2 separate regions of the Homo sapiens genome follow, and region 2 is linked to region 1. The links are chromatin loops, found by intact Hi-C in ENCODE. Cell type or tissue: sigmoid colon. All regions are shown on one strand. Each heading gives the region's core, and the rest is flanking DNA. Links, peaks and the distances in the headings are about the cores only.

Region 1 (15,644 bases), core at 2,497-10,496:
TGTCCACAGGGGTGTATTCAGCAGCTCCACAGGTAAAGCAAAGGCAAAGATTGGAGGCTCCAAAGGCTTTACAAATCAGCCACAGCCATTCTCTGCAGATTTCTGCACATGCATGTGTCACTATATAGCAAACAAGTGTCAGAAAGGTAAAGCTGCTGTCGTGTAATTTTAATACAACACGGTGGCTATAATATTGCCTATGAAGAGAAATAAAAACACATAGTCTATTCAGGGATGATTTTGTCCTACAGTCAGAGAAATATAAAGGATCTACTGAAATAAAATGCTGAAACACTCAGCTTTGGTCATGTTGAATATTTACATGTTCATAACTTTAAGAAAAAAATTATGTGGTCACATATTCCCCAGAGCAGGTTGGCCTTGTCAGATTCTTGTAGGTCGCCACTCTAGCACTATGGACTTTAGAAAGTGCAATCACATTGCTGTGCCACATCTGCAAGAAATTGAAAACAAATTGCAGCAGAATTTATGTTGCAAGGTAGCAGTTTCCAGCTGCACATCATTTGTTTTCTTTTGTTTAAAATAGTTCTAAATTGCATGCCAGCTACTGTAGGCTCCAGATTCTATTAATGAGGGATGGAAAACTAAAGCAGCTGCTTGTCCTCTGAAAGCTTGTGCCAGGGAGCTTCTAAAACCCTGCCATGGGTCTCTGCAGTCCCATCAGAGGCTTCCAGCTAATGGGGTGGTTTTTCTAAGACAGTGCTTCTCAAGGTGTAATCCAAGAATGACTTGCTCAGAGATCACTTGGGAAGCTTATTTAAAAGCAGTTTTCTACCCCCAGCCCTGAACTCACTAAATCTGTTCTCCAGGGGTGAGTGCAAACATCTGCATTTTAAGCACATTCTTTTTTTTTTAATTGCAAATGTATTTATTACACTTTACAGATAAGTTATATATACACACAAATATAATTTTAACTGTAAAATCACAACAAACTAGTTACATTTAAATCCTTGGCTCTGTAGAAGACAATTTAGAAGTCTTCTAGTCCCCTAACTTTACCTTCCTTAAATTATAAAAAAAAAAAAAATCTGACAGTTTTAACTTCAAGTTAAAGTTGAAGGGGTGATATCACATTTCATCACTCAGAAATGGAAATTTTACCTGTCTATACAAAGCCTTTCACATGCTACAGTGACACTTAAAGTACCATTACAAGACTTTAAATGTGTAAAATATTTAATTAAAACCTTCAAGGATTTTCTTTAAGATTGTGGGTGTTTAACTTGGTTCTAATAACTAGAATGGGGAATGAAACTAACAAACTTGTTTTTTTCTCCTTCAGTCCAATTTTAAAATAGTCCGTTCTGTACTTCTCATCACCATCTGATCTCTTCTAAAGGAGGAGAATATATGGAAGAGTCCTTAACCAAGCTTTTACTCATTTGGTAGTGAGGTTGGAATCCCATGGGAAACAATTTTCCAAAATCCAATAAAAGATGTCCCATTATTTTCAAATACGCAGAGGTGCTAGATTTCAGAAACGCAAAACACAACATAAGTATCTGAAACAAAATGCCTCGGTGTGGTTTTAAAAGAATGCCTATGTGTTGTCAAAAAGCTTTTTCAAGGCAAATGATGCTGGCTTTCCAACTGACATAGCTAGTGTTTGAAATAAGCCTGTTTTCATGGTATTATACCAGACTCTGTAAATGCAATCCCTATAATTACCTAAAGTAGAGGTGCATAAAACACATAAAATAAGGACTCTGCAAAAATTTGACCAACTTTTATGGTGTCTCACTCTCAGTGTGTTTAAGCATGAATATATAAACATTGGAGGCAGTTCTTAGAACAAACCAGATAAAAATAAAATAATGACCAGGTAGGTTATAAACTGAGGTAATAACTCTGCAAACACTTCTCATGAAAAAATTCAAAATTAAGAGGTCACCTATTCTACTTGTTTTCCATTACCTGTGACAGGAGACACATGGAGTAAAAGCAGACCATTAAGGAGGTGGTTAACAACCCCTCAACCTAACATACACACACCATATAAAGCTAACTAAATAAACCAAACACAACCAGTCAGTGTAAAGACTTTCATTCAAAAGTAAACTTTGGGCTAAAGATATCAAGACTTTCTAGTTGTTAACCTGTAGTTCTATCCTTTCCTGAAAGTACAGGCCTTGCCATTAATTCTCTCATTATTAGAATAGTAGAAAACAAGCCTGGATATTGACCAAAGTTTACATTTTACATTTCAAACATGAAAACTCAGAACTGTGCATTTCCAAGTTTATAGTGACATCTGGACAGGTTTTTAAAGTGACGGTGCTGAGGCATGATATTCACAAACACTGGTTTTCTGTTGAGAGTATATACACCCACACCAAATTACCCTGAAATGTCTCCTATTTTCTTCCTAGGAAAATTCTAGGCTTTTAAGTTTAAAAAAATAAATGCCTATGATGCAATTATTACTTTCTAGAGTTAAGCACATTCTTACACACAGCAAGATTTGAGGACCACTATAATCTAGAACCTACTCTAAAATGAATCATTTCCCCTAAAATCAAGTGGAATTTTCCTCAACCAAAAACCTCAGTCTGCCTTTCCTAATTTTCTCCCAGCAATATTTTTTATTCAAAGTTGGTGGCTCATGCCTGTAATCCCAGCACTGTGGGAGGCCAAGACAGGTGGATTCCTTGAGCCCAGCAGTTCGAGACCAGCCTGGGCAACATGGTGAAACGCCGTCTCTACAAAAAATACAAAAATTACCTGGGCTTGGTGGTGTGCGCCTGTAATCCCAGCTACTCAGGAGGCTGAGATGGAAGGATCACCTGAGTTTGGAGGTGTCGAGGCTGCAGTGAGCAGTGCAATGATCACGCCACTACATTCAAGCCTGGAGACCCTATCTCAAAAAAAAAAAAAAAAAAAAAACCAGAGTTGAATAAATTCTCGCCTGCTTAATTATTCCCATTACCAATTATGGTGAAACTCAGTTTAAAAGATTTTACTTTCACTAGTCAGTAAAGTCCAGATATAAAATATCTCACCACTTTTTGAATATGGCCCTTATAGGAGTCAGATCGTGTCCCTGATTCATTGTGAGAGAGAATGCATCTCTCCCTAGAATATAAAAAGCTCCCAGAACAGGTGTGTTGGGTAAATAAGAGTTACCATGGCATCCTGCTCCTCTGTGGACTCCCCTCCTTACAGATTTAGTTGTAAATATCATTCTTGGCTAAGTTCCTCATTCGTATGACTCTGTGATTTGTCAAGTGTGAACTAATATGAACCCTCTTTTCGTACATTTAACGTGTTGACATTGGTCCTGATGTTAGAATAAAATGGCACACCTCCCCCAACCAGTTCACCTGGCAGATAACAGGCCCTCGATAAATATGTGTGGAATGAATGACCAGCGGGATACCACTGCTCTGGTATCTCACCACATAAACATTAGAGGTAGTTCTTAGAACAAACCAGATAAAAATAAAATAATGACCAGGTCAACCATTAGAATATAAAAAGCTCCCAGAACAGGCATGATGAGTAAATAAGAGTTACCATGGCATCCTGCTCCTCTGTGGCCTCCCAGAGGTTAGTAAAACCCCCATGGTTAATAAAGCTGCTGAGAATCTACTCCAAGAAGTCTCATGGGCTCTCTCATAACCCATAACAGATATGCCTTAAAGTCCTTCATTAATTCATAACTATTTATTGAGCACCTATTATGTGTCAGGCACTGTTCTAGCTGCTGGGGATGCAGAAGTTAACACAAAATTTCTGTCCTAGTGGAATCTATTTCAGTGAAAGATGATAGACAATAAACAAATAAACAGATCAATGAGAGAAATAAATATAGGGGTAACTATTATGAAGAAAATGAAATAGATGTGATAGAGAATGTATTGTTTAGGGTACACCTGAATTTCAGTAACAGAGAGATTGAAAATACGGTGCTTAAAGAAGATAAAAGTGTATTTTTTTTGCTCCTAAAGGTGACCTGTCCAGGGGTGGAAGGTGCTGCATCTACAGGGGTCCCCAAGGACCAAGGTGCTATCCGTCTCCCTGTTCATCTCCCAGAGTGGTATACTCATCCAGTGCACTCATCTGGAGCAATTCACATGCACCATGTCTACATTCCAGCCTGTGGGAAAGCAAGAAAGGATGACCAGGACACACGGTGCATCAATAAGAAGATGACTATAAGTGTTGTGTTTTCATTCCTCTCACTTCCCATTGGCCCAAACTTAGTCACGTGACCACAACAATTACAAGGCCATCTGGGAAGTGTAGTATCTATTTGAGCAGTTGAGTATCTGGCTACAAATTGGAGCATTCTGTTATTTTAAGAATAAAGGAATAAAAGACACACACTGTGGTCTTCTGCCGTAATTGTCCAGTTGTTCTCTGGACTAGAGGTGAAGATTTTTTAGCTGGGGGTTTTGTTAAAGTAGTCAGAAAGACCTCTGAGGAGGGACATTTGATACGAGATTGAAAGACACAAAGGATGCAGTCATGGAATATATGTGAAAATTAGAACATCAGCAACCATGAGTAAAGATGACAGTGGACCTGTGTATGTTTCAAACTAAAGTTTTAACTGTTTTTTTAATTTTTAAATTTATTATTTTATTTTCTTTTATTTCATTTTATTTATTTACCTTTAGATGGAGGTCTTGCTATATTGCTCAGGCTGGTCTCAAGCTCCTGAACTCAAACAATCTTCCCGCTTCAGTCTCCCAAATAGCTGGGACTATAGGTGCTTTCTGCCACACCCAGCTTTTGGTTTTGTTGTTTAGTCATTACAATATGTAATTATTTAAGATAATCTCAATAAAAGAGCACATCATGAGATATACAGATAAAACATACATTTTATCTATATCTATTTTTAACTGGTAAGATTGTCAATCCTGTTTCCATACCATATCTGGATGCTTTTGATACATTGGACACGTAGTCACAGGGAATAATTTACATAGATGATTGTTTGGTAGAAATGAAATTCTGGAAGCCTGATTTTTTTCCATTCATTTTTCCAATCATCTCAGATTTCCAAATGGAAAATCTTTGCAATCCCTCCCATAACCTAAGCTACCGTGCAGCCCCATGGACAGACTAACAGGGTGTAGAATGGAGAAATCTTTCTCTAAAGTAAACTAAGAGGAACTTCTAAGTTTTGGGCTCAGTTACCAGCCAGATGGATTGTATACAAGGCAAGAAGTGTTTTGACATTGATTATGAGGACAGAAAATGCCTCCTGGAAAGGTGGCTTGTCCTTGCCCCATTCTGGGCATTTGCAATGCACTTGATAGATTCAGGTCTAATTGAAACCATAAGAAACACCACCTGAGGCAGACCGATAGTCCATCTGGCCCACTGCTCAGGCTCAGACAGAAGCATCCAAAGACTCTGCGTGAGGAGGTCCAATGCCTCATCGGATTTCAGCCATGAGAAGGTAGAAACATACCCTGAAGAGCCCTTACTTTCCTCCGCCAAAATAAGGGATTGTGAGTGAGGCAGTGCTGCTGTCCTCTCCCAAATCTCCCACTTCCTCTCAGGGGAGCTGCCATCTGCTTCCAAGTCCATGAGTGTTCATTTATTAAACAACAGACCTAGCTCCTGACAATGCTTGCCGGGAATGTATACTTCACAATAATAAGCCTTAGACACTGGGGACAAAAATGATCAGAAGCACCATTTTCCCAGGGAATTTATCCACTTGGCAAACCCTGGGCTTGTGAAGACATGGCCTGCCTTCTCCTTCAGTGAAATAAGATAATTGTTTCTGAAGAGTAAAGTTTTATATTTTAGAGTGTTGAGGTCATATCCCCTTCTTTCTATGGGCTCCCCAGGTAAGGAGTTTCATTAAATATTTTCTTTGCTGTGAAATTGCCCTCACAACAGCATCTATCCCTTGGGCTAACCAAAAACTTTAAGGCACAATCTAACCACAAGATTTTCAGTGAAAACCTTTATTTAAATCGTGTGTGTGCATGTGTATGTGTGTGTGTGCATAAACATAGCATGAGTATGTGGCATATGAAAGCTGAAAAATCTCTGATGCTGTCCACATCTCCATCTTTCCACCTGTCCCCCACCTGGCTGGCATGGGCTAGAGGGGCGGGTAGTGTTCTGGTGGCAGCCTCCTGAGACCTAAATGGCCTTTGTTACATACTTCAGAGCTGCTTAACACCCCTGACATGTTCTTAGCTATGAGCTCAGCTCCTGGATTCTTCCAAAATCTGTAGCTCACACTTTTCTTACCTTTCAAATCCTCAAACTATAAAACCTGAAATATAAAGTGCATATAGAGGAGAAGAATGCAGATTGAAACCTTGAGTGCTTGGGAGCTTCCAAGAGTACTTTGCACTCACTAACTAGAGGATGTAAAAGTACCTGTACCCACAGCACACCAGTTGCACAAAGGCATAGAAGTGTTCTTTGATCTAAAAGGATCGGGGAAGCTCTCAGTCACCACGTGCTACCACTTCCCTAGCTGGACAATGCTTTGGAAAACAACTGGATGCATGATTGCATCTTAATTCTAACCCTCCTCCATTTGAAAAATGAGGATACTGGGGCCCAGAGGGATTTGGGGACTTGCCTCAGGTCACAAAGTCAGGGAAGGGCAAGCAGTAACTGGAAGCAGGAATCCAATGTCCTTTTCATTCCACCAGTGTTTGTTGGAAAGAGTATATTTCTGCTTGTGAGGCAATCTTCAGTCTGCAGAGCCGTAGTGTAACGTTTTGGCATGGAGTAGCAGTGTCGTAATCTTCCTCTAACACTTCCCCAGTCCTAAAAACCATATAAGGAATTTGAATCTCTATCATGGTTCCCAATTAGCTTTGACAAACTTGATGTCTTGCCAGCCAGTAAACTACATCACACCCACTGATTCCAACAGGGCAAATCATTCTATTAAACACTGAGACTTAATATCTCAGCTAAAAACAACCATCTGTTCACACTTAATTACCATCTTCCCCAAACATATTTATTTGACAATCTTAAAGAAAACTCCAGTTGCAGAGAGGACTGAGGATTTGAAGGTTTAGCATTTCTGCTTAAGAGCTGTCAGTTAAACTTAAAATTATCTCAGTCCTGGTTCAAGTCCTACTGGAAATAGAAACACACATTTTTCAGATGGTTCCAAAAACATTCTTGCATTTATTTTCTAAAAAGAAAACTTTAAGAACAAATCATGAAAAAAATAAAATAAAATGAGCTGCCTTGCTTTTTCTTTCCCTTTTTTTTTCTTTCTTTCTAGCTTTCTTAAACATACTTGTTCTCGAAAGAAAAAAATTGGAAGGAAAATACTCAGATGCCAGGTGTACCTTTATTAATTGGCTTAACATGCTAGTCAAGAAACCAGCTAGCTACACTAACCACCATCATCATCTCTCTGTGCCTCTCAAAGGAGACTGCTGGGTTTCAATCACTGTACATAAGCAGTTTTTTATTCTCGTGTCACCTCTGTAGAGATCTAATTTACATGTGATCACTTAAAGCCTCTTTTGAATGTTTTAAATAGTCAGAATCTCAATAGCTATCAACTTTTCAGAAGGGGCTTTAGCTTTAATTGTATTGTACATCAGGTATTCTTATAATGTTAAACAGTCAAGAAATTTATAGTAAAGAAAGGAATTCTTTGTCAAGCAAATAAAAAAAAAGCTGATAGCCACAACATTCATAACCAAGACTTTTTTTTTTTTTTTGGCTTAACTATTAGCCACCCCACAAGGCAAAATATCCCTATCCCTAAATTTCGAAAATATTCTATTTGGGGAGTTATTTTTTTGGAGTAAAGAAGAATGAGTTGGACCACCTCTGGCCATCTGTGTGTTTTTTCATTTTTGTAGCCTTTGCTGACTGCAATGCACTCTGGTATCTTGGACTCTCTTGGGGAAAAATAAGCAATTAAGAAGCTTTCCAGAGACCAACAGTTGTATAGGAACGACTTGCAAACAACATTTCATCACTCAGGGAATAAACATCATTGCTTATGATGTACCAATTTCTCTGCTAATATCTGGGAATACAACCATAAGCCGGATAAACAAGTTTGTTGTCTTCCTGGAGCTTCCAGTCTAGAGAGAGAGAGACTAAGAATGCTGCTTAAATAACAACATACATAGAAGAAAAATGATCTGTCAAAAAAAATCTGGCTTTTTAAAAGTAATTTTCAAAAAACGGTGAATATACTGTTTCAATATTTTAAATACTGACCTATAAAAAAAGGAATTAGCATCTATTTCATTGCTACTATATGCAAAGGGCTTTCCATATATTTTTATTTAATTTTCACAGAGATCTTTGTAAGTAGATATTAAGAACACTGAGGCTCAAAAGTTGAAGTCTCCAAAACGAAAACATGGCCTGTAAGGGATAAAGCCCAGTAATACCATCCACATTCATCTGATTCAAAAGTCCATGCATTTTCCCCTACACTTCCTGATTTCCTTGACTAGGCTTTGGCACCTTAGCCGAAACGCTCACATTTCTTCAGACTTCTCTTTCAACAGTGTACAAGGAGGCACACAAGGTTCTCTAGCTGATATCTTTATCTCTGATTCGAATAATTATCTGAAAGTCCAAAAACTTCATTTAACCTTAAGTAAAATCTTCAGACAACCCCACCCCCATCTCCAGTAGCAACACAGTCTGATGTTTCATAATTCCTCAAGCATGCTAGCACTGAATGAACTTCAACTTGCTTAGCAAATTTTCATTGCAGACGAAGTTTCTGTGCTAATCTGGAATTGATACCTTATAAGAATACAGCCCAAATTGGGAAGTTGAAGAGTTTATATATCTCAAAATTCCTTAGTCATAAAATAATGAACTAGCAACAAAAACGTCTACCTTCCTAAAGCATATTACAATCTGACTGCACAAGTCTTTTGTTCTAAACACTTATAAAGGGAAGTGGATGGTCCTACTGGAATCCTACTAGACATATAAATGAAGAATTTTATATTACATTTTGTAAAAAGTTTATTCTCCCTCAATATTTAAGGGAATTAGCTGGCAACATTGGCCAATAAGCAACCCACATTTACCTACAGAATCATTTTTAAATATTTTACTTTTTTAAAAAAGTACACATTTTGCTTCCAGTATGTAGCACCAAAGGCCCATTCCAGGGCATCCCTCCCACTGAATAAACTAAAACCTCTCAAAAACAAAAATATAGAAGGAAAGTAAGGGGAAAGGTAGATTCAAGAATCCTTAACAAAATATTATTACACTGTGTTTAACAATATACAGACAATACATCATAACTGTGTAGAATTTATTCCAAGGAACTAATGTTGGTTTTAGCATTTGAACACCAATCAAATATAATTCACTCATTAACAGATCAAAGGAGAATATTCATATTATCATTTTAATAGATGGGGAAAAGACATTTGACAAAATTTAGCACTCATTTGTGATTTTTTTTTAAAACTCTCAGCAAACTAAAAATATTTGGAAATTTTCTCAAATTGACAATAGTCATCCATGCAAAACCTACAGCTAACATCATACTTGACATTGGCACCCTAAGATTGGTAACAATTCAAGGGGACCTGCTTTCACTGCTTCTGTTCAATATTATACTGGGAGTCTAAACCACTGTAATATTTTTTAAAAGAGGGAGAGGGAAGTAAAATGAAAAAGATGGGAAAGAAATAATAAGAATAAAGATCAATAAGAAAGTAAAATAATATTTACAGGCAATAGAATTATTTATGTAGGAAATCTCAGGGAATCCACAAAATAATTACTAGAACTAATAAATAAGTTTAGTAAGGTACACGGACGATATTTTTAAGCCATCGTATTCCAGTATATAAGCAGCAACAATTCAAAACTGAACTTTAAAAAAATTCCATTTACAATAGCAATAAAAAAATTGTTTTAAGCAAGTCAAATGTGTCTACACCAAAAACTATGGAATACTGCTGAGAGAAAGTAAAGAAAACCTAAATAAAAGGGAAGATAGACCACATTCGTAGATTTAAAGACTCAGTGTATTAGTCAGCATTCTCCAGAGGACATATATAAGAGGAGATTTACCATGGGAATTGGCTCACTTAAGTATGGAGGCTAAGAATTCTCATGATATGCTGTCTACAAGCTGAAAAACCAGGAAAATCATTGGTGTAATTCAGTCTGAGCCTGAAGGTCTGAGAACCAGAGGAAGGGTGATGGCCCTGGTATAAGTCCCAGAATCCAAAAGCGCAAGAACCCAAGCTTCAATATCCAAGGGCCAAAGAAAATGGGTATCCTAGGTCAAGGAGAGAGAGAATTCACCTTCCTCCACCTTTTGGTTCTATTCGCTCCCTCAATGGATTGCATGATGCCTACCAGTGTTGGCAGCGTGGATCTTCTATACTCAGTCTACTGTTTCAAACACTAATCTCTTCCAGAAACACCATCACAAATACATCTAGAAATGATGTTGTTTACCAGCTATCTGGGCATCCCTTAAACCAGTCAAGCTGAAACAAAAATAACTATCACATTCAATATTATTAAGTTGATGATTTTCCCCAAGGTGATCTATAGTTTCAATGCACTGTCAATTTTTTAGGAATTGAAATGCTGATTCTAATACATATATATATGTATGTATATGAAAACACACACACACACACACACACACACATATATATATTCATATATATTCATATATGTACATATATATTCATATATATATTCATATATGTACATATATATTCATATATATTCATATATATATACATATATGTACATATATATTCATATATATTCATATATATACATACATTCATATATATATTCATATACACATATATATTCATATATATATTCATATACACATATATATTCATATATATTCATATACACATATATATTCATATATATATTCATATACACATATATATTCATATATATTCATATACACATATATATTCATATATATTCATATACACATATATATTCATATATATATTCATATACACATATATATTCATATATACATATATACATATATATTCATATATATATACATATATTCATATATATACATATATATTCATATATATACACATATATTCATATATATTCATATATATACATATATATTCATATATATTCATATATACATATATATTCATATATATACATATATACATATATACATATATATTCATATATATACATATATACATATATATTCATATATATACATATATACATATATATTCATATATATACATATATTCATATATACATATATATTCATATATATACATATATTCATATATACATACATGTATATATTCATATATACGTATATATTCATATATATATTCATATATATGTGTGTGTGTGTATATATATATATATATATATATATATATATATATATATATATATGAAAACACAAAAGACCCAAGCATTCTGTTAAAAGAAGAACAAGGTTGGGACACTTACCTGATTTCAAAAAATATTTTATAAAACTCTGATAATAAAAGCAATATGGGCTGGGTGCAGTGGCTTATGCCTATAATTCCAGCACTTTGGGAGGCCAAGGCAGGAGGATCACTTGAGGCCAAGAGTTTGACACCATCCTGGGCAACATAGCAAGACCCTGTCTTTACAGAAAAAAAAATTTTATTTTAAATTAGCCAGGCAAGGTGGTACATGCCAGTATTCCTAGCTACTCAGGAGACTAAAGAAGGAGGATAACTTGAGCCCAGGAGTTCAAGGTTACAATGAACTATGATTGCACCACTGCACTCCAGCCTGGGTGACAGAGTGAGACTGTGTCTCTAAAAATAAATAAATAATAAATAAAATAATATAAAATAAAAGTCAGTATGATACTGGTGAAAAGACAGACATATAAATTTATAGAAAAGAATAGAGAATACAGAAATAAACCACATACATATGGTCGATTTGTTGTTTTTTGTTTTTTTTACAAAAATACTAAGGTAATTCGATGGGGAAAGGATTTTCAACAAATGATGTTGGACACATTGTTCAGAAAAAAAAATTAATATGGTCCTTTACCTCACACCATCCACAAAAATTAACTCAAAGTAATCATAGTCCTAACTTTGAAACATAAAACTCTAAAATTTTTTACAAAAAGCGCAGGAGAATTACATCTTGGGGTAGGCAAACATTTCTTGGCTAGAACACAAAAAGCATGAGCCATAAAAGAAAAAAAATAACTGATCTTCGACCAAATTTTAAGTGTTTTACTATCTGAAAGACACCACTAAGAAAACAAAACTGCAAGCCACAGACCTGGGAAAATATTTACTAAACATATATCAGACAAGTTCTTGCACAGAAAATATATTTGAAAATTTTATCACTCAACAGTAAGAAGACAAACAATCCAATTTTTAAAATAAGTAAAACATTTATATACTTTACCTAAAAGGACCTATAGTTGGCTCAGAAGCATATGAAAAGAGCTCATATTGTTAGTCATCAGAAGTGTAAATTAAAACTACAACGAGACACTACTATCCACCTATTATTCTAGAATATATATCCTATATATTTTAATATTCTATATATTAGAATATTCTAGAATATATATTCTAATATTAGAATATTCTAGAATATATATTCTAATATTAGAATATTCTAGAATATATATTCTAATATTAGAATATTCTAGAATATATATTCTAATATTAGAATATTCTAGAATATATATTCTAATATTAGAATATTCTAGAATATATATTCTAATATTAGAATATTCTAATATTAGAATATTCTAATATTCTAGAATATATATTCTAATATTAGAATATTCTAATATTCTAGAATATATCCTACATATTTTAATATTCTATGTTAGAATATTCTAGAACATATATCCTACATATATTCTAATATTCTATATGTCAGAATATTCTAGAATATATATTATATATTCTAATATATTCTAGAATATATATGTTAATATTCTAATGTTCTAGATTATTATATATATTCTAATATTCTAGAATACATTAGAATATTCTATATTCTAGAATACATAAGAATATTCTATATTCTAGAATATATATCTTACATATATACATTTTAAACTGGCAATACCAAGTGTTGATGAGGATGTAGACAATTGCTGCTGAGAATGTAAAGCACAACTATTTTGGAAAATGGTTTGGCAAGTTCTTTAAAATATAAAATATATAAAATTTATATAAAATATATCATAGGATATATATTCCTAGGTTTTTACCCAAGGGAAATGAAAGCATATGTCCACACTAAGACTTACACACAAATGTTCATAGCAACTTTATTTGTTATCGCCAAAAACTGAAAACAGCTTCTATGTCCATTAACACAATTTGTGGTACATCCATATAATGCAAAACTACTCAGCAATAAAAAGGAACAAACTACCAATATGCTCAACAAATTACGATTTCAGAAGAATCTCAGAGTTATTATGCTGACTGAAAGAAGCATGGCCCCAAGGAGCATATACTATATTATTCTATTTATATGAAATTCTTAAAAATGTAAACGAACCTATAGTGACAGAAAGCAGATCAGTAGTTGCCTGTGAATCTTGGCAGAGGGAGGGGTGTATTTATAAAGGAGTTGGGAAAAAAATTTTAGGAGAGAGAAATAATTATTAACTTGGTTATGGTGATGGTTTCATGAGTGTATGCATTTGTCATAACTGATAAAATTATACTTTAAAACATTGTACTTCAATTATACTTCAGTAAAATTGTTAAATGAATTAATTTAATTTTTTCTACTTGCCCTAAATACATGGGCTATGTATCTCACATAGCCCATGCTCCTGGGCCAAGTTCCCAAGTTTGACCACATGAGATTATGGTGTAATAAAATGCTGTTTTGAAAATATGGAAAATATTAATTAACACAGAGAAATGATATGTGATGATTAAGAATAAGATCTCAGAGTTAAACATCCAAGTTTGAATCTCAGTTCTCTCTCTCACTTTCAAAGTGACCTCGCATGAAACTAATTTTTTTGTGTCTTAGTTTCCTCATCTGTAAAATGGAGATAATAGTACAACTTATTCCATTAAGTTATTTTGGATATTCAATAAGAACACCTGCCCAGTAGGCTCCTAATAAATTAGAGCATTGCCGTAACACTCAAATGGTATCCCAAATATTCTAATTCTTTTAAAAAATTACTGCAAGTTTAAGGAAATCACCCAGGCAAGTCTGCATAGCTAGGTGGGGCGTATTCAAGGAGCCAATCATTGATTATATCTTGTTCAAATTTGCTTCATTGTTGGGTGTGTTTTCATGGGTACTTTATTGCAATAAAACTATAACCAAGTTTTATCTTTTCCCATCCATATCCTCTTGTTCGTAGTCATCTCAAAATCCTTTTATGAGGTGATTAGATCTAAAATACTGGATATAGATATTCCCCCAGGAAGTCTGTTAATTATTTCTGTTTATAAGTGGATTGAACTTGTTTATATCTTGTCCTTCAACTATGATAGTGGCCTGGTCCAATTTGGAACTAACTCCGTCTAATACACAGTTGGAACTCAATAAATACTAATATCTTTATTTCTCTAATTCAAGATTTAGGTCTATTAACATAGCTGAAGTGCACATGATAAGATAGAAATCTCATAGGACTACTGGGTTCAGAGATAGATTCCATATTAGGCTCATGAGGGTTTCAGTGAAATACAAGTGCAGCAAATCCATCCTTCTAATACTGCAGCTGCTTCTGATCCTAAGTTGATAGCGGCATTCTACTTTTGCTATTTCAAAGCAGAGTAGATGTTCACTTCATTGACCCATAAAGAGACAGGGATCTAAATAAATAGGTGCCTACTACACGCCAGCCAATGTGCTATTAATAGAAACTTTCTATATCATTTCTATAAATTCTCATGATAAGCCACTTCTGTGTTACACATGAGATTATTGAGGCTTGACTTGCTCGAGGTTGTACATGTAGTATGGGCTAATGAAGCCAGGATATGAAGCTATACAGGATTTTGGGTATATAACCTGTGTTCTGTACATTATATCACTTCTCAACATCTGTGAATTTAGAAAGGGTGACTTTATAATTTATCTTCCAGCTGGAGACACTGCTAAGAGTACAAGTTGCAGAGAAACCTTTAATAATTACACCAGAGCTGGGCACAGTGGCTCACACCTGTAATCCCAGCACTTTTGGTGGCCAAGATGCGAGGATCACTCGAGCCCAGGAGGTTAAGACCAACCTGGGCAATATAGTGAGACCTGGTCTCTACAAAAAATTTTAAAGATTAGCCAAACATGGTGGCACATGCCTGTAGTCCCAGCTGTTTGTGAGGCTGAGGTGCGAGGATTGCTTGAGCCTGGGCAATAGACACCCTGTCTCAAGAAATAATAATAATAACTATTATTATTATTAATATGCCAGAACAATAGGTATGAACTAGGACCTGCTGGGCAAACCAAAGTGAATGGTCACAAGTCTGAGTCATCAGCTGTTCAAGCAAAATATTTTGAAGCAAAGAGATATCAAGCAAGGAGGTGAGAATAGTTTGTCACATGCTGAACACTGGCCAAATAGGCTCTCTACAAAGGAAGACGTGACTCCCGTTTTAGGGAAAATATTTCAGGGCCTGATCAAGTTCCTCACCACTCATCATATGGTCTGC
Region 2 (15,644 bases), core at 2,910-10,909, 89 kb before region 1:
AAAGCCACTCATTCTTTCTTATTTTTCCTGGAATGTCATTTACAGGCTCAGCTTTATTTCTAGAATGAATTATAAACCCATCTACATATGAATCATTTGCTGTCCTCATTTCACACCACAAGTTCTATTTTGGGGGGTGGAGTGGGAGAATGGACAGCCATTACAAGCTCCTGTAAGAATTTGCTGTTTGCTCAGATAAAATGGCTCCTTCCTCCATGGCTTCCCTTTGAAAGAAACTGGTTGAGAAACACTCTTTTCCAGGATCTCTGTGTCATTAAACCACTGCCACTAGGGTGATTAAGGGTGGCAGGGGTGGGGTGACACAGGGAAATACCATGCAAATGTCACTCAGATCTGTCAACACCCACCCCAGCACTTCTGCAGGCCCTCCAAATCAGCCTTTTCTCCGAGTGTTGACTTCCAGAAAAATCATGCAATCAGCTTAAAATTTAAAATTACCTCAAAGACCAAAACAATGGTGGAGTTAACAGTGAAAATAAAATAGGGACCCCACGATGCACCAAAAATCACGTGATCATGTTACATTCCTCCAAAAACCCCCTCCCCAAACAACTGAGCTCTTCAATTAGTGCCATCTAGCATGGGAAAGGCAAGAAAAAAAAAATCACAGCTTACAGCCGATATTTTCCACTGAGCCAGCCACCCTCCCTTTTTTTCTTCCCTGAAGTTAATAGTGAAAGCTCTGTTTGTTTCACAATGCGTTAATTCTTGCTGCTTGCAAGAAATTATTTTTGGAGGTATCATATTTTAATATAAATTTCCATGAATCTTTCCACATGATTCCCTTGCATTGAGGCACTGCCCTCCCAGCCAAGCTCACCCAACAATGCCCACACTTCATACACCCTTAGGCCTGGGACAGGCCAAACACTGTGTTCACTGCCTGGACCACAGCCCTGGGTGCTGGTGGGGAAGGAGAGAACGTTTGCAACTGATCTCAAGTGTCATGGTGGTTTTCAGCTGGCAAAAGCATCTGAACATAGTTGTTGTATTTTTCATGCTCATGAAGGGATTTTCCAAAAATCCAAGCTATGTTTTGAAATCTGCATCATTATAGGGTATAGACCCTTCCCCTTCGTTCTTTCTCCAGCTCACTGCTTGCCAAATGGTTTGGAGCAGAACTTTTTGAAAACACAGCCAGAGGAAAGACCAGCTCATTTAGCCAAAGAATAAAACAAGAGGCTGATTAAAAGAAAAGTTACACTATATTATTTCACATTTTGATTAGCCTAATTATACCCAATTTTGTTTATTGACTGTTCTCCATTCAAAATACCAGAATTAGAAAGGCTGGCTGCAAATACAAGAGAATTAGTCTTGAGGCAGGAAGGCCCCTAAACATGCTACCTACTGAGCATTAAAGTCATTGACTAGTACCTTTATTTTTTTCCTTATGAATTCCAAGGGCTATCATTATACGAAAAAAAAATTTTTTTTCATTTTCTGTATACCATATTTCTATCTCTTGGATCGGGAACTTAGAATGATCAGTGTTTGAATTCACTCTTGTCATTTTATCAGGTTAGTCTGAGCTTCAGTTTCCTCTCCTATAACATGGGAATAAAACCAAGCTGATAGGTTGGGTTACTATGATGATTAAAATAATTTTGTAAAGCCTATAACACACTGACTAGCACATGGTAAGTGCTCAATATATGAAAGATATCATTACTATTATTACTAATGAGATAGACTGTTCTACTGTGGCTTCGCCAATGAATGACACTTCCTGATATTTACCCCTGGTAAAGTTCTCTCCTGCGTTGAATCTGGGCTTGATCATGTGACTTGATTTGGCCAATGAGACTTTAGCAAGCGAGGCTTAATATAAGCAATTGGAAAAGGGGTTTGTTTTCTTGGTTAAGCTCCCTCTTGGATCCCAGCTGCCATGTTGTGAGGAAGACTAGGCTGTTCTGCTGGAGAGAAGCCATGTGGAGATGCCCTGGAGGATGAGACACCACTCACAGAGGACACCTGGAGGAGAACTCAGGTGCCCCAGCTAAGCTCCCACTGATGCAGTCAACACCACAGAGAGCACAGGAACAGGACATGGAATTGTGAAAATCATTGTGATAACAAACACCTGGGAAGGGAAAAAAAAAAAAAAACACCAACCCCTGCCACCAACACACACACAAACTTAGAAGTTACCTTCTACCCAACTGATGAAGACAGGCAGGCAATACTAAGTAAGAGCATGGACTTTGGAGTCACAACAGCCATGGGTTGACTCAATTACAAACTATATGACTGTGGGCAGATTGTCTCTAAGCCTCTGTTTTATCATCTATTCGTGAAAATAGCAGCTACTTCATAGGGTTATTGTGAGGAGTTTAATCAAGATAATCCATATAAATATTTAGTTCTGTGCTGGATGCATGGCTAGTGCTTAATAAGTATAAGTGATATCATTGTTTTCATTAAGGTAGAAATAGAAGCATAGCAATGTTGTTCAAAATATTAGGATATCTCATTAAAAACAAGTTGGCAGAGGCCACTGCCCAACTTTTCGACCCGAAGGACGTGCTGAGCAGCTGAAGCCAATCATTGATATTCAGGTCATTTCTGCTATGGTAGCTAACTTAAACAACCATGATTGTGTACACTCCCTTCCTTTAAAGAAAATATTGACTTTGAGTTTTCACAGGTGCTTTCGATTTAATCACTGGGTCCTTTATGCAACCACCTGTCCTTGTTTTTCTTTTCCATGGTGAAGAAGTAATGCTAACTCCTGCAAACCTGAGTTTAGCTCCAGAAATCCAACCCAGGAGAGAAAGGACGTGAATTGCCCTTCGATGCACGTATTATTCCATTCTCACACTGCTATAAAGAACTGCCCGAGACTGGGAAATTTTATAAAGGAAAGAAGTTTAATTGACTCACCGTTCAGCATGGCTGGGGAGCCTTCAGGAAACTTACAATCATGGTAGAAAGCGAAGAGAAAGCAAGACACCTTCTTCACAAGGTGGCAAGAAGGAGAAGTGCCTAGCAAAGGAGGAAGAGTCCCTTACAAAACCATCAGATCTCGTAAGAACTCACTCACCATCACGAGAACCGCATGGGGAAAACCACCCGCATGATTCAGTTACCTTCACCTGGTCTCTCCCTTGACACATGGGGCTTATGGGGATTACAATTCAAGATGAGATTTGGGTGAGGACACAAAGCCTAACCATATCAACCCATAATGAGAAAAGTTCATCAGAGCAAACACATCAAAACCCAAGTTGGGGGATATTTAATTTGCCATGTACCATTAGGGCAGTAGGCACAGTTTCAGCCCTAATCAAAGGCCAGGATTTTACTAAAATCCAAGCATTCCTGGAACCACACAGTCAAAAGGAAGGGGAATTAAGAGACTGTGTTAAGACAGAGGCCTCCAGCAAATGCAGTCAGTGCATATTAGAAGGCACCTGAAAGATACTACTTGTTTAAGAAATCAGGCTTAAGCAGAGGTAGTCATAAACCGCAAACATCTGTTCCATGGCTCATAACCTTGCACATCTTAGGGGAAAGCACAGTGTTACCACTGCTGGCAGCATAAGCCTGCTGATAAGGAATGTCTGGATGTTTTTCAGGCAAATACACTATTCTCTGAGTGATTTGGAAACTTTTTGTAGGGAATTCGTAAAATGGGTTTTTCCAAAATCCTAGAATAGGAAGGATTATTGAGTCGATATTCACAGCCCTTATTGTTTTGCTTGGAATGTTTAAATGCTTTAGAACTTACTCCCTCTGTGTAATTCTTGTCTATCACAATTGGGCCATTTGCTGAACCCTGTGAACTCCTGGCAGGCAGATCCTGTGTTTCTCTAAGGCAGCTCCTCCCTTCTCCCTTCCTCTTGGTAGCTTCTGTCCTGCCCTGGCTCCTTCTGCCCAGTAGACCCTTTCTTATGTCTGCATGTCAGCTCACATGAACTTCCTGAAGTCCCAATCAATATCCCTGGGTACACAGATTGCCAAGGCAACCTCTGCTCAATTCAAAGTCACCCAGAATACTCTCAGTCTAGCAAGTGAAAGGGGAAGATGTGGCTGGCTTAGAACAAAAATAACAGAGAGGCTGGTACCACCAAGCCTCTCTATGAAGCCAAAAATCCTATAAAAAAAGGAAAAGATGACGTGGATGCTGTGACTGCAAAGAAGAAGGCAAGGCCTGAGAGATGCAAGGGAAAAGTGGGCAACCAACAGCAAGGAACAGGAGCAGGAAAGAGAGAGGCTGTCACAGGCTGAGAGAGGGCAAGGCCCACATTTCCACCCACTTCCTCCTCCAAAACCCCGGCAGCATCTCACCAGCAAAACCTCTGCCAGCTCCACACTCTAGCAGCCAGCCACACCCAGGCCACCAACCCTTTGCCACTAGTCGCAAGAGGATGTTAGCTGAAGCCTCCTCTGATTTAAATGCCAGGCCACTGGCATGTGACTCCAAGATGTGTAACTCGTAGTAGGACTGTCAACTTGGGTCATTTAAAAGGTGACCCCACTCAGGGGTACGTTCTGGAAATAGTATAGTGACCTCAGCCGAAAAGGCTAGAAGCTGTAGTTAGTGGGACCCAGCAAAAGAACCTCTTAAGGACCCATAGCCAGAGGAGACCAGCACCAGACCATCCAGCAAGAACTTTCCCTATCTCTTCTTGTTCCCCTGCCTCAGCCCTGGGTCATCCAAGACAACCTAGTAAGTAAAGGAGAATGGTAAACATGCTCCGTAGAAATACAGAAAGTAGGTATGCCTCCCCTCCCTGACTTCATACAAGTTTCTAGGAGAAAGCCAGCCTGCATGGAGGATAACAGGGTTTCTACTCTAAATGTGACTATTACATGGGCCTGGACATTTTAATTTCAAATAAGATATATATTTTTTGTGGCTAGATGTAACTAGAGGACTTTTCCATTATTGTCTAAGAATAACCAAAACGAGGATGTCTTTGTGAGATTTCATTCAAAGGCAAGAGTCAGCAGAAAGGAGCCAAGATGGCATTCGCTGGAGCAGTGATGAGAAAAACATGACTTCATGATCATACCAGATTAAACTCTATTTGTTCAATATATCAGTTAGATGTTCATTGGCCCAGGCACTCTCTGAATCAGATCTGGCCGGGGAGAGAGGACATGGAGAGGCAGCTCAAGCTGGAAGATCATGTTGGTGAAGTTTGGTGACTTCTGTGACTGCTGGGGTAGGGTGACCCTTTCCTTGTCTGCTCCACTTCTGTCCCTTCATTTCTCCAAGATCTCTTGCCTGCTGATGTTAACCAGCTTTTATGACCCTAAATATTGTTAACCACCCACAGGGCCTGAGATCAGATTGTCTTAAGATTTTTCAAACTAGGAGAGCCCTTTCTTCAGAAGAAATTGTTGGAATTTTAAAAGACCAATACAAAGCATTCCTGCCTTACTGGCCTATGTTCAGAACCAATAGAAAGAAGTGGAGATCAAAACGTCAGTATCATTACTGGTAAAGCTACTGGAGACTGTGACTTAGATGTGAGGACCAAATGAGCATGCCAGCATTACATCCCCAAATTAAGCGTATCCACAGCAGTGCTGGACAGCTAGAAGTCTCCTATGAAGGAGTCCTCTCAGGGAAAACTACAGTACAAAGGAATCAAACAGACCAGAATACATGGCCTCTGAGGCAGGCTGTTCCCAAAGCTCGAGGGCAGAGGAGGAGACTGAGCCCACATTCTCAAGCGTCGCTCCCAAGTTCCCCAATCAGGGAAGCCACTCCTCCTCTGGAGAGGAGGGAATGAGGGGACAGAAATGTAAAAACTGCCAAGTTCCCCTTACAGGGAAACAAGAGGAATAGTGACTTAGTGTGTACTTGTTGCTGTCACATGTCTTACTATTAAGCAGATCATTGCTGTACTTCTCTGGTTGGAGAGGAGGAGGAAAGTGATGGCGCATGTGCTCTGTGCCGCTTACCCTATGGTGCATCCTTAGCCAGCTCAGGAGACTTGCTTTAAGCATCTTTGGAAAACACTGTCTTGGGTCTCCTGGCAACAGCACTGTGCATGGACTCAGAACATGCTGCAGCTGTGACTCATTGATACTCTGGTAGATTTCATTTCCGTGGCTTGACATCCAGCTCCCTGAGTGTCATGGGTGCCCACTGCTGCCTCTAGCCCAGCATCTCGCTGCCCCATCAACTCCCATCCACAGCCTGGCCCAGCACAATCAGTAGGCATCTTTGTGCCTAGGAGCTGCACCCTGCCTGTTACCCAGGCCTCCCTGGGGGAAACCAGTGAGGGAAAGGGTGAAGCAAGTCGGCTCCCTCTGCCTCAGCTTCATTCAGAAGCAAGATTCACCTGCCGAGCTCTGACCTCCCCCAGGTCATAATTGAACTGTAGGACTTCTTTGGTATCTAAAACCAGCGAGTTGTGCCTTGCTTTGAACTGGCTCCATATATAGCAATTCATCTACTTGCTTGGTCAGAAGAACGATTCCTAAAAGAGGCCAAAAATAAATGACAATGATGTTTACTGACTGGGGAGGAAGACTTGAAGGCGGAGCTGTGTGCATTCCTATTCTTGGATATTTACTTCCAGGTCCCTTTAAACCAGTAATTTTTAACTTTGGGTCTGGGGGTGGGGCAAGAGAAGGGTCATAAATTCTTTGCATAAACTAATGAAAGTTAGAGATGCTCTCTCTCCAAAAGTGCACACACACACACACACACAAACACTATGTGTATATATATGTGTAGTATGTATACACATATATAATATTTAATATATATGTTACATATAAAGTATATATATGTGTGTGTGTGTGTGTGCATATATGTGTGTATATATACATATAAATTATATATATAAATTAGAGACTCCCTTGAGGTATGTACATACAGACACACACACACACACACACACACACACACACACACGCCAGAATAAGAACCCCTGCTTTGAATCATGCAGAGTTTTAGAACTATATGGGGCATTAAATATAGTGTGGTACAAAACAGGGATTTCAATTGAACTAAAAAAAATATTTTTCTTTTCATAAATTGATATCCTATACTCTTTTAAAGGTTTAAATAAAGATAATAAATAAAGACAACGGAAACCACATACAAGATAGGGAGAATTAATTGTATCCGCAACAAGGTTGTTACTGTAAGTAGACTCTTACATTTAAGTCTGAGCTTCTGGGCAGCCAAGATAAACAGAGAAACATCAAGTAAAGCAACCAATTATTAAGAACTATGTGTTAAGCTTTTAAAGAACATGGTCCTTAAGGAGGAAAGAGTGATTTTTATTAAAATATTCAGAGGCTGAAGGCCAGGGCAAGGATACGTGATGGGCTGTGTGTTCCATGCTATAAATGGAGGTTAGGTTCTACAGGCGGCACTTAGGATTTGCGATATAGAAATACATAACATTGCTAATAGGGAAACACAAATAAGATTCAGGAAAAACATTACAAATGATCTCTGGGGAAAATCCAGTTTGTCAGGTGAGGGGCTGCCATCACGAGTCCTTGTTTCAATAGATTAATTGGGTGCATCCAGGAAGAGTCCCAGTCCTCAAGGGAGCCTTCTGGAAGACAACTGAATGCTCTTGGTCAAGTTTTGTCTTGTTGAGGAGGATTTCTTAAGAGTACAAAGATATCACAGCTAAAATGCACTCTCAACTCTTTAGAAGAATCAGTGCTGCTGGTTCTGGAGCCACATCTTGAGAATAAGCTGCTGGATTTACATTTCCCTCAGGACCCTAAAACATCCAGTTTCATTCCAGCTGATCTCTCACATTCTTCAAGGGAATCCCTGGGAATGTACTTTCAAGAAACAAGGCTCCGTCTGCTAACACTGGGATTCAGCTGCTGCTGAGAAGAGACTATTTCCCGCCACCTTCTCTGAAAGCCACTGAAACACAGCGGGCCTGCTTGTTCCTTAGCCACCTCCACATTTCCACCACGAGTAAACATGTAAGAAATTACAAATAGGAGACAAGCCCTACAGACTGTGAAATTACCTACAGTTGTTCACATTTTTCCCCATAAAATAGTATCCTTCCAGAAATTTGCCTGCAGAGAGGATAGTCTTTCTAGCAGTAATTCCTACCTGCGAGGGTTGCTGGTCCATTGGCATAACAGGACTTCAGGGTACCAGCCAGGAGATCACAAGAAAGATGCTTCTTCAAGTGTCTGCTGCAGTACAAAATAACACCTACTGAATATCATCCAAGACGCACATCTCTTTAGAACGAGAGCACATCAACATGTTTATTTAACAAGCACTATGTAGTGTTTCCCATATACCAGGCCCTGTTCACATGTCACTCTTTTGCCCCTTTTAACAACCTTCTGTGGAGACAACCATTATTATCCCCATTTGACAGAAGGAGACATTGAGGCCCAGAAAAGGTTAGTAGCCCATGTTACTCTGCAAGTAACAGAGGCAAGATTTGAACCCAGGCAGTCTAGTTCCAGGGACATGTTCTTATTCACTATCCTAGTGGTTATGTAACTTCAGCCTGTATCAGAATCCCCTGAAAGGCTTGTTAAAATGCAGAAACTGGGGCCCCATCCCTGGAGATTCTGGTTCAGTAGGTGTAGGGTCGGGGTCTGAGAATTTGCATTGCCAACAAGGTCCCAGCTGATGCTGATGCTGCTGGTTCTGGAACCACATTTTGAGAACTACTGCCTATGCTCACTAAGCCATCAGTTGAACACCTCCTGAGCCTTTGCACACTCTACCTGCATTGTTCTCAGTGAATCCTGATCATCAGTAGTTCTTTGAATTTTCTCCAGGTGATGCTAACATGTAGCTAGGATGAGAATCCCTGCTCTGCTTAAAGCCAGTGGTTCTCAATCTTGGCTGCACACTGGAATCACATGGGGGATTTTCAGATCTGCTGCCTGGGGTCCTAGCCTCAGTTATTGTTTTAATTGGTATGACCCTTAAAAGTCCCTGTACATCATGTTTTAAAAGATTTTACAAGTGATTGTAATGTACAGCAACCATTTGAAGATCACTGCTCTCAACTCTTTTCACTTTTAGAAGCCACCAGTTTGCTGATGATCAATTTCCAGGATCCTCAGGGATCTTCAGTTATCCTCCCTAAAGCGTGATGACAAAGTTAGCCCAGGCCAGAAATTAGCTGCTGCTATGAGACCAGCTGACTTCTAGTAAATGTTTCTAATTAGGGCTACAGATTTTTTTAAAAACAAGTTAGTCTTCTCACTAAAGGGCCAAGTTATTCAGATAATAACTTGATTTTGGCAGACTGTTGAAATTCTCTGGCATTGCCTTCTCCCAAATTTGGAGTGGTTTGCTTTACAAGAGGATTCTCTATTTTATGAAGGAATTCCTGGCAAGTTTTCTTGACAGGACACTTAAAAATAATATCTGATTTGCACTCACTCATAAATTAAGGCTGGAGCCTTTAAAAGATTCTACAGCCCTTGACAGTGGCAGAAGCATCTTTCAAGACATTGCTTTGCTCTCACTGTAAGGTCTAATCACTTCCCCTCTGAGTTCCTGTATTAATTCTGCTGTCCATAAAGCTGAGGTGAGAGATAACACTTTCAGACATCACTCAGCTGTTTGACCAGCTCTCTGTTACAAAAACAGACATGGACAACACTAAGAGAACAATTCAGGTGATCGTTTCTTTTGCTAGGGAAAACCTACTCCAAGTCATTCATTCATTCGCCTTCGCAAATGTTTCTTAATACGATAAAATGGATTTTACTCATCAGATTATGCTAGCAGAGTTCAATTCACTTGCATGATTTTTGAACTCACAGTGACGTATTTTCCTAGCACAAACCTGCAACCGATTGCTTGGGAGAAAATTTAATAGATGGCAGCTTATCCTTTTTTCCCCTCAGCTTTATTGAGGTATAATTGGCAAAAAAAAATTATATATAGTTAATGTGTTCATCATGATGTTTTGATATATGTATATATTGTGAAATAATTACCACAATCAAACTAATTTGTCTATCACCTCATGTAGTTACCTTTTCATTTTTTTAGTGAGAACACTTAAGATCTATTCTCTTAGAAAATTTCAAGTATACAATGCACCATTAACTATAGTCACCATGCTGCACATCGCATCTCCAGAACTTATTCATCCTGCAAAACTGAAACTCTGTACCCTTTGACTAGCATCTCCCTACCACCACCCCCAAAGCCCCTGTATTAGGTTCCAGTCCAAGATGAGGTCTGAGGGGATTCGCTGGGGTGGCAGGTAGCTGAAAGAACACTCGAGAGGCCACAGGTAGGTGAGACATGGCTTTATTCAGCAGCTCGCTGACACTGTTGGTGCTGCATTTATGCACCTCGCAGACAACAGTGGCTCAGAGCCAGGTGATGAAACTTCCCATGTTATGGCTACATAGCTATGATTATATAACGCATGGGGTTGCATGTCTGCACTCCAATCCCACTGTGTCATGCTGTGCCAGATGTGTACCTCGGCCTATACTTGACTGCAATGCAGCCATTGTCCTTACACCCTGGGAATCACCATTCTACTCTCTGCTTTTCTTAGTTCAACTTTTAAAAATTCCACATATAAGTGAGATCATACAGCATTTGTCCTTCTGTGTCTGGCTTATTTCACTTAGCATAATATCCTACAGATTCATCCATGTTTTAGTAAATGGCAGGATTTCCTTCTTTTTAAAGGTTGAATAATATTCCATTTTATATATGTGTGTATATATATGTATATATATATGTATGTGTGTATATGTACACACACACACCATATAAAGTATGGGATATATATTTATATACACACAGCATACTTTATCAATTTATCCACTGACATACACATAGGTTGTTTCCATCTCTTGGCTTGTCTTTGAATGAGAAATGTCTATAAAGGTCTTTTGCCCATTTTTAAAACCAAGTTATCTAGGTTTTTTTTTTTTTTACTATTGTTTGTGTTTCTTATATATTTTGAATATTAAGGCTTTACCAGATATGTGGTTTGCAAATGTTTTCTACCATTGCATAGATTGATTGTCTCTTCACTCTGTTGATTGTTTCCTTTGCTGCGCAGAAGCTTTTTAGTTTGATGCAATCCCACTTGTCTATTTTTGCTTTTGTTGCCTGTGCATTTGGGGTCATATAAAAAAAATTATTGCCCAGACCAATGTCAAGAAGCTTTGGTCCTATATTTTCTTCTAATAGTTTCATGGTTTCAGGTCTTATATTTAAGTCTTTAATCCGTATTGATTTTAATCCATATTATTTTAGCTGTGGGCTTGTCATATGTGGCCTTTATTATGCTGAAGTACATTACTTCTATACCTAATTTGTTGGGTTTTTATCATGAAAGGATGTTGAATTTTGTCAAATGCTTTTTCTGCATTTATTGAGATGATCATATGATTTTTATTCTTCATTCTGTTAATGTGTTATATTACATTGATTGATTTTTGTATGTTGGACCAACCTTGCATTCCAGGAATAAATCTCACTTGATCATGGTATGTATGCTTTTTTAATATGCTGCTGAATTGGTTTGCTCATATTTTGTTGAGACTTTTTGAATCTATGTTTGTCAGGGATATTGGCCTGTAATTTTCTTCTCTTGTAGCATCCTTTTCTGGCTTTGGAATCAGAGTAATGCTGGCCTTATAAAATGAGTTTGGAAGTGTTTCCTCCTCTTCAATTTTGTGAAGAGTTTGAGAAGGCTTAGTTTTAATTCTTCTTTAAATGTTTGGTAGAATTCATCTGTGAAACCATCTGGTCCTGTGCTTTCCTTTGTTGGGAGACTTTTTTTAAATTACTGATTCAATATCCTTGCTCATTATTGGCCTGTTCAGATTTTCTATTTCTATTTCTATTTCTTAATGATTCAGTCTTGATAAGTGTTGGAAGTTGTTGAAAACGGAGTATTGAAATCGCTGTTATTACATTGCTGTCTACCTCACCTTTCAGTTCTGTTAATGTTGCTTTATATACTTAGAACATGCTCTGATGTTGGGTGCATATATATTTACAATTGTTATAGTCTCTTTATAACTTGACCTTTTGATCACTATATATTAAATAATAACCTTTGTCTCTTGCGACAGTTATGATTTAAGTCTACTTTGACTAATATAAGTACAGTCATCCCTGCTGTCTTTTGCATGAAATACCTTTTTCATTCCTTCATTTTCAGCCTATATGTGTTCTTAAGGCTAAAGTGAGTTGCTTGTAGGTAGCATATTCTTGGATTTTAAAAAAAAAAAAATCTATGTAGCCACTCTATGTCTTTTGACTGGAGAATTTAATTTGTTTACACTTAAAATAATTATTGATAGACAAGACTTACTAATGCCATTTAGTTAATTATTTCTTTGTTTTCCTTCAATTATTTCTTCTCTTGCTTTCTTTTTGTTTTGATTATATTTTGTAGAGGTATGCTTTAATTCCTTTTTCTCTGTCTTTTGTGTATATATTAGAGCCTGTGTGTGTGTGGGGAGGCGGGGCGGTCACCATGAAACTTACATAGAACATCTTATAGTTTTAAGTCTATTTTAAGCTGATAATTTAAACTCCAAATGCATTCAAAAGCTCTACACTTTTACTTCTCCACCCCACCTATTTTATGTTAGTGATGTCAAAATTTCCATCTTTTTATATTGTGTATCTGTTAACCTATTATAGCTATATAGTTAAAATTGCCCCTTGAACAACACAAATTTGGACTGCATAGGTCTACTTAAATGAGGATTTTTTTTCAATAAAAGTAACACCAAGTGTGCCTGCCTCTTCCACCTCTTTCTCCTCTCCCACCTCTAAGACACCAAGACCAACCTCTCTTCTTCCTCCTCCTCCTTAGGCTACTCAACATGAAGACAACAAGGATGAAAAGACATTTATGCTGACACACTTTTACTTAATGAATAGTAAATATAGTTTCTCTTTCTTATGATTTTTTTATTAACATTTTCTTTTTTCTAGCTTACTTTATTGTAAGAATGCAGTATATAATACACATAAAATATAAAATATGTGTTAATCAATTGTTTATCAGTAAAGCTTTCAGTCAACAGTAGGCTATTAGTAGTTAAGTTTTGGGGGAGTCAAAAATTATATGCAAATTTTTGACAACATGGGGGAAGAGTTAGTGCCCTTAACCTCTGCATTCTCCAAAGGTCAACTGCATTTTGTAATATTGCCTTTATTGAATGAATACAACTTTTCTTTGTCCCGAATTTTTTATCAGCCAGGATTATTGATGCCATGATTTGTGTATGATCAATCTCCTTTAGGAATGGGATGAATATGTAGTAGTATTAACCTAAGTATGGACCAGCATCACCTGGGAGTTTATTGGCAATGTAGAATCTGGGACCCACCCTAGACCTTCTGAGTCAGAGCCTGCATTTTAACAAGACCCCAGAATGCACCCATCTTCTGAATCTTTTCCTTTCTTTTATGCATGGGAAAACAGACAAGGAAAGTTAAAGAACTCATCCAATATAGGAAAACAGTATCTAGCAGGGGAAAAAGACAGAACCAGGCCTCCCTGTCTAAGACTTTCTGTTCTATCAGACTATATTTCTGAATGGTTGTCTAAGCTTTTGTTTTATTTTGTTTGAATATAAGGAGGCACTTCCTCTTTATAGAGCAATTTCTTCGGACAATAGGTCAACTGAATTTTTAATACTTTGTCTTCTTTTGTACTAGAAAAGTGATTTATATACCACCATTGCAATCTTACAGCATTCTAAATTTGACTATCAACTTACTTTAACCAGTGAGTAAACATATGAACACTTTTATGTTTTTGTGTTACTAATTAGCATCCTTTTCTTTAAACTTAACTCCTTTTCGCATTTCTTGTAAGGCGAGTGTAGTAGCAAAGCTGAGGAAGCCCAGCTTTTGTTTGCCTGGGAAAGTCTATCTCTCCTTCAGTTCTGAAGGACAGGTTTGCCAGGTATAGTATTCTTGATTGGCAGGGGTTTTTTTTTTTTCCACCTTTAGCATTTTGAATATTTCATCCTACTCTCTCCTGCCCTGCAGGGTTTCTGCTGAGATATCTACTCATAGCCTTGTGGAGGTTCCCTTGAATGTTGCAATCTGCTTCTCTCTTGCTGCTTTCAAAATTCTGGCTTTGACTTTTGATAATTTTGTTATAATGTGATGTGTCTCATTATAATCTTCTTTGGGTTTTCCTGTCTGTGGATTTTTGAGCTTCATGAACCAAGATGTTCATATCCCTCTCAAGATTTGGGAAGTTTTCAGCCATTTTTTCTTTAAGTAAGCTTTTGTCCCCTTTTTCTATCTCTCTTTCATAATGTATATATTAATTCATTTATTTGATGAAGTCCGATAAATCTAATCGGCTTCACTCTTTATTGTTATTTTTTCTCCTTTAACTGGATAATTTTATCTAATCTGTCTGTGCTCAGAGATTTTTTCTTCTGCTTAAGTCTGCGTCTGAAGCTCTCTATTGAATTTTTCATTTAATTATATTATTCAGTTCCAGAATTTCTGCTTGTATCTTTTTTATAATTTCTATCACTTTATTGAACTTCTAATTTTGTTCATGTATTTTTTCTGAGTTCACTGAGTTGTCTGTTTTCTCTTGTAGTTTGCTGGGGTTCCTTAGAACAATTATTTTGAATCCTTCATCAGGCAATTTATAGATCTCCATTTCTTTGGGATGGTTACTGATATATTATCGTGTTCCTTTAGTGAAGTCATGTGTCCTTGATTTTTTGCATTCTTTGAAGTCTTTCACTACTATCTTCGCATTTGAAAAAGGAGTTACCTCTTCCAATCTTTACTGACTATTTTCAAAAGAGAAAGACTTTCATTAGTCAGCTTAAATAGGGATTCTGGTGGTCTCTCAGAACTTTTCTACAGATGCATATGCTCCACTTCCCTTGTTCCCTCTTGAGTGGGGTAGACAAGTGTCAAGATTATATTAATATGTTGTCTTATTCTGTGGTGCTGTAACAAAATACCTGAGACTGTGTAATTTATAAGCAATAACAATTTATTACTTATTATTTTGGAGCTGGGAGGTCCAAGATCAAGGCTCCAGAAGGACTGATGCCTGATGAGCGCTGCTCTCTGCTTCAAGATGGTATTTTCTTGCTGCATTCTCCATAGGAGAAGTCTAACCTGGCAGAAGGGATGGAAGGGCAAAAGAGAACTCCCATAAACCTTGACATCTTTTATGAGTGCTCATCCCATTCAAGTGAGAAGAGTCATCATGACTTAATCACCTCCCAAAGGTTAGACTTCTTAGTACTATTGCATTGAGTATTCAGCTTCAACATAAATTTTAAATGTTAAATTTTCATTCAAATTACAGCATATTCCTTCTCTTGATCTTGCAAAAGTCAGGCCAGGTGCAATGTAAGCCTCCTGTTTATCTTCCCTAGGAAGTGCCTTGAAAAATTCAAGATTAGTCACTTCCTTCCAATCCTGAATCAAGTTAGTTATCTTCATGTTCTCATGCACAATCTGCAGAAGCTTGTACATGCTATCCATGGGGGTGCATTCAGGGTGCCAGCTACATGGGGGAAGGGCATGCAGAAGGTTGGAAGCACACATGGGCTAGTCAGGGGATCTGCAGATTATGCATCCTATGTAGTTTGTGGCTGGCCCTCTTGATGGAATTTGGGAGGTAGTTAATAGAAACTGTGGCTCTTTGCTGAATTCC

The links. Peaks named below come from ENCODE experiments on the same cell type or tissue, not always from the same donor. Only the 100,000 strongest peaks of a DNase experiment are listed, where the experiment ranks them.
Region 2: a loop joins it to region 1, with 1.9 times the contacts of the local background. A loop is called at or near these places in 3 of 110 quality-filtered maps.

The regions. Positions count from the first base shown.
Region 1 is chr2:37,515,099-37,530,742 of GRCh38, reverse strand. No RefSeq gene overlaps it. Among named protein-coding and RNA genes, the nearest start is that of LINC03063, 40 kb to the left of the region's middle. In sigmoid colon, for the core only: no CTCF peak of the experiment used is centred there; a DNase peak (open chromatin) is centred at 6,722; H3K27ac peaks cover 669 bases.
Region 2 is chr2:37,604,692-37,620,335 of GRCh38, reverse strand. LINC03063 (long intergenic non-protein coding RNA 3063) reads right to left here. Exons shown (of 2, transcript NR_187223.1): 2 at 7,249-8,163. Among named protein-coding and RNA genes, the nearest start is that of LINC03063, 50 kb to the right of the region's middle. In sigmoid colon, for the core only: no CTCF peak of the experiment used is centred there; DNase peaks (open chromatin) are centred at 4,325 and 6,015; H3K27ac peaks cover 1,026 bases.